3 separate regions of the Homo sapiens genome follow, and all the other regions are linked to region 3. Evidence: chromatin contacts called from ENCODE Hi-C or POLR2A ChIA-PET data. All regions are on one chromosome and are shown on one strand. The core of a region is the stretch at or near the end of the contact, and the rest is flanking DNA. Distances in the headings are between cores, read along the strand shown.

The links. Hi-C counts contacts between places; a loop is a spot of excess contacts on that map. ChIA-PET counts read pairs that join two places held with the same protein, here RNA polymerase II (POLR2A). Pooled maps may share reads with other maps.
Region 1: POLR2A ChIA-PET joins it to region 3 with 15 read pairs in activated naive CD4-positive, alpha-beta T cell. The contact joins the enhancer-like site here to the promoter of RMDN2 in region 3. A Hi-C loop is called at or near these places in 1 of 50 pooled maps. POLR2A ChIA-PET finds 5 or more read pairs at or near these places in 3 of 52 experiments (PC-9, T-cell and activated naive CD4-positive, alpha-beta T cell).
Region 2: a map of B cell shows a loop between it and region 3 (5-fold over the local background). The contact joins the enhancer-like site here to the promoter of RMDN2 in region 3. A Hi-C loop is called at or near these places in 1 of 168 maps with a recorded cell type or tissue (B cell), 1 of 37 single-sample maps with no recorded cell type and 2 of 50 pooled maps. POLR2A ChIA-PET finds 5 or more read pairs at or near these places in 6 of 52 experiments (A549, AG04450, BJ and 3 more).

What each region holds. Positions count from the first base shown.
Region 1 is chr2:38,300,178-38,303,296 of GRCh38, forward strand. It overlaps ATL2 (atlastin GTPase 2), which reads right to left. Exons shown (of 13, transcript NM_001135673.4): 10 at 95-151. Among named protein-coding and RNA genes, the nearest start is that of ATL2, 76 kb to the right of the region's middle. Within about 2 kb of position 1,319, at least 2 of the 41 ENCODE cell types and tissues checked have a DNase peak (open chromatin) inside an H3K27ac peak, as active enhancers do.
Region 2 is chr2:37,652,879-37,655,728 of GRCh38, forward strand. The region is part of intron 1 of CDC42EP3 (CDC42 effector protein 3); the gene reads right to left. Among named protein-coding and RNA genes, the nearest start is that of CDC42EP3, 17 kb to the right of the region's middle. RefSeq lists enhancers at 1,194-1,403, 2,071-2,130. Within about 2 kb of position 1,338, at least 25 of the 41 ENCODE cell types and tissues checked have a DNase peak (open chromatin) inside an H3K27ac peak, as active enhancers do; they include B cell, where a contact is called at or near this core.
Region 3 is chr2:37,923,606-37,926,851 of GRCh38, forward strand. RMDN2 (regulator of microtubule dynamics 2) reads left to right here and starts at 1,682. Exons shown (of 11, transcript NM_001170791.3): 1 at 1,682-1,820. RefSeq lists a silencer at 1,497-1,736.

The sequences.
Region 1 (3,119 bases), core at 69-2,568, 380 kb after region 3:
CCCCCATTTTCAGCATTTCTCTCTAAAGCAAAGATTTTTATTCTCCCTCATAAATAAGTATATGTACAACACATATCACTCTCTCTCTCTCTACCTGAAGCATGGACTTTGGATGTGGAAGTTCTTCTCCTTGATAGATTTTGATGTAAGCCTAAAAAGGGAGAAGATTTGTTAGACTGACGGATTATGCAATTTGGCTCCACATCCCCAAAGAAAGAAAAGTCATTAAATATAAAAATAATTAACACCATTAAAAGTAAATTCTAGGCTTTAAAAATCACCTTATTCCAACAAAGTTAACCCTATTCTCAATATTATTAAATTATATGCTGCTAAATAATATCCTAGGTATTTCTATAACAAATATAACATAAAAGTTATAACTCAAAGTTAGATATAAAATGCCATCTTCTTTATGAAAAGAAATTCACAATTACCCCCTATTGCCAGTGTTTTAATATTTTTAAAAAACTTTTTTTTCTCTTTCTTTAGAGATGGGGTCTCACACTGACACTGAGGCTGGAGTGCAGTGGGATGATCACAGCTTACTGCAACCTCGAATTCCTGGGCTCAAGTGATCCTCCTGCCTCAGTTTTCCAAGTGGCTGAAACTACAAGGTGTGTGCCACCACATCCAGCTGAAGAAACAATTTTATCCAGTATTTTACTTTGACCAGCTTAAATTGTATTTCAGCTCAAGAAGGAAAAAAAAAAAAAAAACTAATTTGTGGTTTAAGAGTAAGAAGGAAAAGATAAGAGTTTGTTAGAAGTCCATATAGGGTCTTTCATCTCAACTTTCTTTTTTTTTTTTGAGAAGGAATTTCGCTCTTATTGCCCAGGCTGGAGTGCAACGGCACGACCTCAGCTCACCACAACCTCCGCCTCCTGGGTTCAAGCAACTGTCCTGCCTCAGCCTCCCGAGTAGCTGGGATTACAGGCATGCGCCACCACATCCAGCTAATTTCGTATTTTTAGGAGAGACGGGGTTTCACCACGTTGGCCAGGCTGGTCTCGAACTCCCGACCTCAGGTGATTCGCCCACTTTAGCCTCCCAAAGTGCTGGGATTACAGGCATAAGCCACCGTGCCTGGCTCATCTCAACTTTCCACTGACAAGATTCATTCATAACTGGGAAGGAGGCAGAGCAAGATGGCCAAATAGAAGCCTCCAGTGATCACCACCTCCAAGGAATATCAAATTGACAACTATCTACATAAAAAACCACCTTCATAAGAACCAAAAATCAGGTGAGCAATCACAGTACCTGGTTTTAACTTCAGATCACTGAAAGAGGCACTGAAGAGGATGTGAAAAACAGTCTTGAATCACCTACACCACCCCTCCCCCATCCTCTCAGCAGCAACCACATGGTGTGGAGAGACAATCTATGTGCTTAGGGAAGTCGAAAGCAGTGACTGTGGAATTTTTGCATTGAAACTCAGCGCTGCCCTGCCACAGTGGAAAGAACTCAGCCAGCACCCATGGAGGAAGAATTTAGACCAGCCCTAGGCAGCCAGTCCTGCCACCATGGGCTACAGTGCTCTGAGGTCCTGAATAAACTTGAAAGGCCATCTAGGCCACAAGGACTGCAATTCCTGGGCAGGTCCTGGTGCTGGGCTGGGCTCAGAGCCAGTGGACCTGGGGTGCATATGATATAGTAAGACTCCAGCTGGGGCAGCCAAGGGACTGCTAGTGTCACTCCCCCTACACAAGCTCAGGCAGTGTAGTTCACAGCTCTGAGAGAGAGTCTTTCCTTCTGCGTGAGGAGAGGAGAGGGGAGAGTAAAGAGGACTTTGTCTTGCAATTTGGATACCAGCTCAGCCAAAGTAGAATGCGGCATAAGGCAGAGCCCTAAGGCCCCAATTTCAGTCCCCAGTTCCCAGACAAGATTTCTAAACACACCCTGGGCTGGAAGGGAACCCACTGTCTTGAGGGGTATGACCAAGTCCTGGCAGGGTTCATCACGTGCTGACTCAAGAGCCTCTGGGCTCTGAATAAGCAGTAGTGGTAGCCAGGCAGTACTCACTATGGGCCTTGGGTGAGATTCAGAAATGTGCTGGCTTCAGGTGTGACCCAGCACATTCCCAGATGTTGTGGCTATGAGGAGAGTCTCCTGCTTGAGTAAAGGAGACAAAGGCCAGGTGTGATGGCTCACACCTGTAATCCCAGCAATTTGGGAGGCCAAGGCAGGCGGATCACCAGAGAGCATCTCTGGACCCACCCAAGGCCAGAGGGAACTTGCTAGATTTGCCACCTGCTGATTGTAGAACCTCTGGGCCTTGACTGACCACAGGCAATAACCACACAATAGTCACAATGGGCCTTGGGCAAGACCCATTGCTGTGCTGCCTTCAGGTCTGACCCAGTGAAGTCCCAGGGATGGTGGCCACAATGGTGCTTGTGTCACCCCCTCCCCCAGCTCCAGGCAGCTCAGCACAGAGACAGAGACTCCATTTGTTTGGGAGAATGTAATGGAAGAGAACAAGAGTCTCTGCCTGGTAATCCAGGGAATTCTCCTGGATCTTACCGAAGAGCACCAAGGCAGTACCTCTACAAATCTGCAAGAGCCACAGCATTATGGGCTTGAAATGTCCCTAATGCAGATACAGCTGCAGTGACCAAGATCACAACACCCAAGTCCCTTCAAATAGTTAGAAAGCCTTCCCAAGGATGACAGGTACAAACAAGCCCAGACTGCAAAGACTATAACAAATACCTAACTCTTCAATGTCCAGACACCAACAAATATTCACAAGCATCAAGACCATCCAAGAAAACATGACCTCACTAAACAAACTGAAATAAAGCACCAGTGACCAATCCTGGAGAGACAGAGATAACTGACCTTTCAGAGAATTCAAAATAGCAGTTTTGAGGAAACTCAAAGAAATTCAAGATAACACAGAGAAGGAATTCAGAATCCTTTCAGATAAAGTGAACAAAGAGACTGAAATAATTATAAAGAATAAAGCAGAAATCCTGGATCCGAAAAATGCAACTGACATACTGAAGAATGCATCCAAACCTCTTTTTTATTTTATTTTTTTGAGACAGGGTTTTGCTCTGTCTCCCAGACTGGAGTGCAATGGTGCAATCCTGGCTCACTGCAACCTCTGCATC
Region 2 (2,850 bases), core at 88-2,587, 270 kb before region 3:
GTTTTCTTGCATTTCTCTACTCCCACTATCTTACCTAAATCTTAAAAGACAGACAAAGGTTCTTATAGTTAGCCCTTTCTCAAAAACCTTGACCCTGAAATTTGAACTTCCCACAATTATTCCTGGTTTCTTTCTAGTTCCACAAACTTTCTCCTAGTTCTTGGATCATGGTTTGTTCCTCTTTCCCTTCATAGATAACACTGGAGATAACATTCATCTCAGAAGTTAGATTCCTTTAAAAACAAATGCTCTAGTTCCTGGGGCACTAGAGAGAAAAGATTTGCCAACAAAAGGGTCCAGCTTGCCAGTCAGTCATGTGGCAGGTCAGAGAGAACACATGTGGCAGGCAGACAGGTGGGCACAGTGCTGCTGAGAACGGACATGCTCCCTTACAGGTTGTGTGAGAAATCCAAGAGTTTCAATACACAAAAGGACCGGAGAGGAAGCTACGGCCCTGGTTTTTATAAGGAAGGAAGAGAGCCGGGTTGCACTAGGCTAGACAATTCTAGTTTCTTGTGACTGACTGAAGCGTAAATGACAGTGATAATGATAGAAATAATCACAGCAGTAATAAATAATTTGGTTAAGAAAAAAACTGAAGCGGTGCTTTGCTTCATTTCTTACCATCTTTTTGGCAAACAGAATGATGCTGAAAATATCAAAACAGGGCAGCAGCCAGGAGGAAGGGAAAATCAAGCGGTTTTAAAAAATGACAGACAGAAAAATCAGCTCCTAAGTTACTTAGAGTTGATGCACTGGCAACTTACAGGACTCTGAAAAGAACCAAGGAGTTGGGATATTTTTAAAATTCCATTTATTTTAAAGGAATGTTTGGTTTGCCTACTAATTGTTTTTAGATTAATTCTTAGTGGAGAGAAAAAGTAAAAAAAAAAAAAAATTGCATCCTGCAAAACAGGTTGCAGTGTTAATTTAAAACACACATGTATAAAAATGGGCAGGTGGGTTGAGGGGTGCTACTGCCCCCAGGGACCTGCGGCTCTGTTCTTTTCTCCTCCTTGCAGGAAGTGAGCCTGCATCCGACTTCCCCTTTCTGGCTCGGTTGTCACATCCTTCAGGGACATTCCAGCTTCTGATCACTTTTCGCTTTGCCTCAGCACAGTCGCACTATGCGGCCAGTCACGGCACCACTGCACTACTGCACCATCTGAGCCCCATGCCAGAGTATCCAGCGACTCCTCCTGCATGTTGGAACCAACAGTCCTAGGGGAGGATGATGACTCGGCCAAGTACCCTCCGCCGCCTCCCTACCCCCAACCATCTGTGGGCTATGTCTCTCTGCTGCCAACCAGAAGATAATAATTCCACTGTGCCAAGCGCCCAGAACATGATCCTAGGCTCCACATTTAGAAGGGATAAAGGCTACCTGGAACATGTCCCCGCATGTTCAGAGGGAGGCAAATGGGAGGAAGTGAAGGAGCTCGATTAGGACATGTGAGAAGAGGCTGAAGGAATAGAGCAGCTTAAAGAGAACTCATAGAAAGAGAAAACTAATCTTAAGGGATCTGAAGGATTCATTTAATTGTAATGAAAAGGAATTAACTTGTTCTGGGAGGCCCTAGAGCTACCAAGCAGAAACTACAAGGAAAGATTTTGGCTCCTCCAAGTAACAGCTCAGGTTTCTCAAAAGATGGAATGGGCTGGGGTGGGGAGGGGACAGCAAGTATGGCCATGGGATGAAGCTCTCACAGAGGGGAGGGCGGTTACCCTGCGCCTCCCTGACAGTGCGTGAAGGGAGGTGTTCACGTTCCCATTTATTCTGAGTTTCCTGTATGGGAACACGATCACTGCCAATTTCCTTGTAGTCCCATGTCACTTTTCCATAGAAAAACGCACACGGACTTTCCCTTGAAGAAGCTTTCTCTTTGAACACGGCAGTCTTCTTACTAATATAGAAATGACCAGCCAATCTTTGGGATCAGAAACACTAAAATATTACTACAATGTGGACGCTCATGTCAATCCTTTTACAAACCTCTGTAGGAGTGCTTCTCTGAATAATTTTAAAATTGAAGGGGAAAAAAACCCCATAGTGTTAGATTTTCATTTAAGTTCAATGCTGAATTTCTAAGGCGGAAATCAGTGTAACCAGAAGCACCCAGTAACCCGAAGGGGATGCTTTTCATATTTTCAGTCTGTTTAACTCCACCCATTTGAGAAGATAAGAAGATGCCTTTTCTATTTTTAGATTCTTACCCTCTCCCCATATCATCTAAACTGAGGACATAGCTCTAAGCTTCAAGACTATGAAACTCTATTAGCTGGCTCCCCAGCTGCTGAGCTCTGTTATGCAAATGAACTTAGCCAGAACGAGCAGGCGGTATTTTAAAGACCCATTCAAAGTCTGATACATCTCACCTTCCATTATTTTAAAGGACTTTCATTTGTGATTCAGCTACAGCTTGAATTTATTGTTCTTTTACAACCCTGATTATATACAGACCCACAAATACCATATGTGAGACTCAGTGCTAATTTGTGTACACGTCTCATTTTTATGGGATCTAATTTGAAAGATCTCTTAGAAGCAAAATTGGAAGACAGAAGGTCCACCTCACATAGCACCAAGTCTGCACTTTTGAACAGAGGCCATTAGGACCTTTTTTCCTATAAAAATGAGTTACTGGGGAAGACTCAATGTGGACATAGAACTCTGGCAGTTACAACAAGGCAGGAGGAGGGCAAGTCCTCTCATGCCTGGTTCATTTATCAGGACGTGTTGTACATGGCACCAGGGCTGGTCAGAAGCACCCAGGCAGGCACTCTAGTTTCATGGATGTGAATCTCTGATAAGGCCATTGCTGTGAACTGCTCACGTGTTTCCATAACTAA
Region 3 (3,246 bases), core at 432-2,931:
AGTTAAATAAAGCTAGCATTATATTGCAAGATTGCTGCAAACCATAATAAATAGGAGTGAAGTGGGTTTGTAGAAGGTAATATTTTACTAGTTCCAAATCTGAGAGGTTAAAGATTAATCTGCTCTTTTTCCAAATACAACTTAGGTTTTTGCTCTTGTTTTTTGAGACAGAGTCTCATTCTGTCCCAGACTGGTGAGCAGTGGCCCGATCTCGGCTCACTGCAACTTCTGCCTCTGAGGTTTAAGCAATTCTCATGCCTTAACCTCCCGAGCAGCTGGGACTACAGAAGTGCGCCACCACACTCGGCTAATTTTTGTATTTTTAGTAGAGATGGTGTTTCATCATATTGGCCAGGCTGGTCACGAACTCCTGGCCTCAAGTGATCCGTCCGCCTCAGCCTCTCAAAGTGCTGGGCTTACAGTCGTGAGCCACTGCGCCCTGCTACAAATTACTTTTAATAAAATGACCATGGCCAGGCTTACTTATTCTTCAATGCGGCTTGCCTGAAGCTCAAAAAATCATCTTAAAGAGCCTATAGAATCCCTGAATCCCTATCCGTAAACAGTAGTATATGGATTGCAAAACAAGCCTTCTGGATTCTTCATGGCTTTATGGGTGTTGTCTGCTGTTGCTGTTTTGAGAAAGAGTGTACCCATTTTTAATTCTGCTCAATATATTGGTGGGAAGTTTAGAGATTAATGTTATGCAAACCTAAGCTTGAGGCAGTAATACTCAAGGTGCGGACAATACAGAAGCAGTGTATGTACTGTTTTGTTTTTGTTTTTGAGACGCTCTATCACCCAGGCTGGAGTGCGGTGGCGCGATCTCGCCTCACTGCAACCTCTGCCTCCGGGTTCAAACGATTCTCCTGCCTCATCCTCCCAAGTAGCTGGGATTACAGGCGTCCACCACCACGCCCGGCTAATTTTTTGTATTTTTAGTAGAGACAGGGGTTTCGCCACGTTGGCCATACTGGTCTCGAATTCCTGACCTCAGGTGATCCGCCTGCCTCAGCCTCCCAAAGTGCTGGGATTACAGGCGTGACCCACCGCGCCCGGCCCAGTTTTTAAGAGCGTATTTAGCAGAATTAGTTTCATTATACAAACCACAGAAAGCTGGGTAAAACCTTAAATGTCAGGCATCTGAAAAAACAGCGGCTTTCATCTAAAGGCAACTCGGAATGGCGGGGAGAAGGAAGAGGCTGTCAAAATTGCTCATTAAAAGAAAACGTGAGATAAAGCTATGAACACGGGGCTGCAGATATCAGTAATTAGTGCAAGGCGTCTGCCTTTAATTCAGTCGTGAGGAGTAAAGTGCAAGGTTGTGCCTAGAAAGGGCACAGAAAAAGGTTTAACTAGGGGAGAGGGAGTGGGTTTGAGAGCCGGAACGAAGCGAGCTGGCGGTGGGCGTGCGGAGTGGCAGCAACGCGAGAGGGAACGCGCTGGGGCTAGCGCGGAGGCCCAGAGCCCAGGCGGGGGAAAAGGTGCCGACCGGCTTCGAAGGGAGGCGACGGCCGAGACACACGGTCCGGCGCGAGCCAGGCGCCCCGCGACGTGCAATTTTATTTTGCAAAAGGTGCACCCAACGCCAGTCCCGGTAGAGTTGAACCCACCACGAGAGGGAGAGGGGGCGGGAGCGGGGGGCCGAGCGGCCGCGGGCTCCTCCCCCGGCGCCTCCGCTATCTGGGTCAGGACGCGACGGCCGCGGCGCGGGACCTTAGGACCCGCGGGCTCCAGGGCTACTGTCCGTCCGCCACTGCGCGCCAGCAGGTCCTGGTCTCCGCTCTCCAACAGCTGAAAGGCCGGCGCAGTGAACACAGGTGCGTGCGCAGTCTGGGAGGGGGCTGCTCAGCCGCTGGGGGCCGGACCGCGCCGGGGACTTGCGGAGGGAAGCGGAAATACTTGCGGTGGGGGCGACTGCACTTCCGGGTCGGTGTGTCCCTGGCGAAGCTTGAGCCTGCTAGCCAGCGGTGCTCTGCGTTCCCGGGGCTGGAGCAGCGGCCCATAGTGGCTTCCCGGGTTCATCCCTCGCTGACCCTGCGCCACGGAAGCCCTAGCCCCGGAGGTCGCTGGTATTTCCTCGCACGCGGACCCTTCTGGGGTGCGTGGGGAACAGGCAGTTTGCTGCCTCGGCCCGGCTGGTCCCTGCAAACCCCAAAGAATTTCAACAGAGACACTTGCTGGGCTCTCGCTCGGCTTTCAGCCTTGCGCAAACATTTTGTTTTTGTTTGTGTGGGGTTTTTTTTGCTCTCAGACTCCGTCTGTGCCTATTTCACACAAAAACGAAGGCCGGATTATCAGTGCTGCCAACATAGGGGAATGAGGCAAACACTTGGGAGCCCTAAATTTAAAATAAATTATAAAATACAAAAAAACCATGAAAACCTGATGAAATGAACAATAGAATTCACTTCGAAAGTACCAGGTTTTCCAGGACGCTGTAGGAAATCTGATCACTAGTTCAAGGTCTCAGTGCAATTCTCTTAGGAAACTTAAACCTCGGGCTTTTTTGTAATGTCTCTTTATCCTTGCAAAATTTGTCATACCTTCCCCGAGTTTATTAGAGTTATGCATTTTATATTTTTCTCCTCTAAGGGTCTGCTGATGAAGTTAATGAATATCTGTGCTAGATTTATGGTGAAAGCATTATAATTAATTTAGTAAAGCATAATTTCTACATCAAAAAATTAATTTTAAATAAAACTAGAACATGGAAATGAAATGTTTCTTCAGACATTTCTTCAGAAAACATTTCATATTCTATTTTCTTTAGAGTCAACATTTTGATGTCATTTTAGAATACTTGATTCTCATCTCAACCTTTAATATTACACAATAATACACATTAATTAAGTGCCATAATCTATATTAAAATGTCATTTTCCATTGTTATTTACTAGCACCTTACAAATTGAAACGTAACATAATACTTTGTATCTGATTATTAAAATATTAGAGTTTTAAAATCTGTTTGGTAAAGTTTTTAATTACTATATTTTTTTATACTACAAGTGTATACTATTAACATAATTAGAAGTATGAAAGCTAACAAGGCTGGAGGCAGTGGCCCATGCTGCTTATCCCAGCACTTTGAGAGGTGGAGGCAGGATTGCTTGGGCCCAGGAGTTCGGGACCAGCCTAGCAACATAGGGAGACTCACTCTCTACAAGTAATGTAAAAATTAGCCGGGCGTGGTTGCCCACGCTTGTGGTCCTAGCTACTAGGGAGGCTGAGGCAGGAGGATGA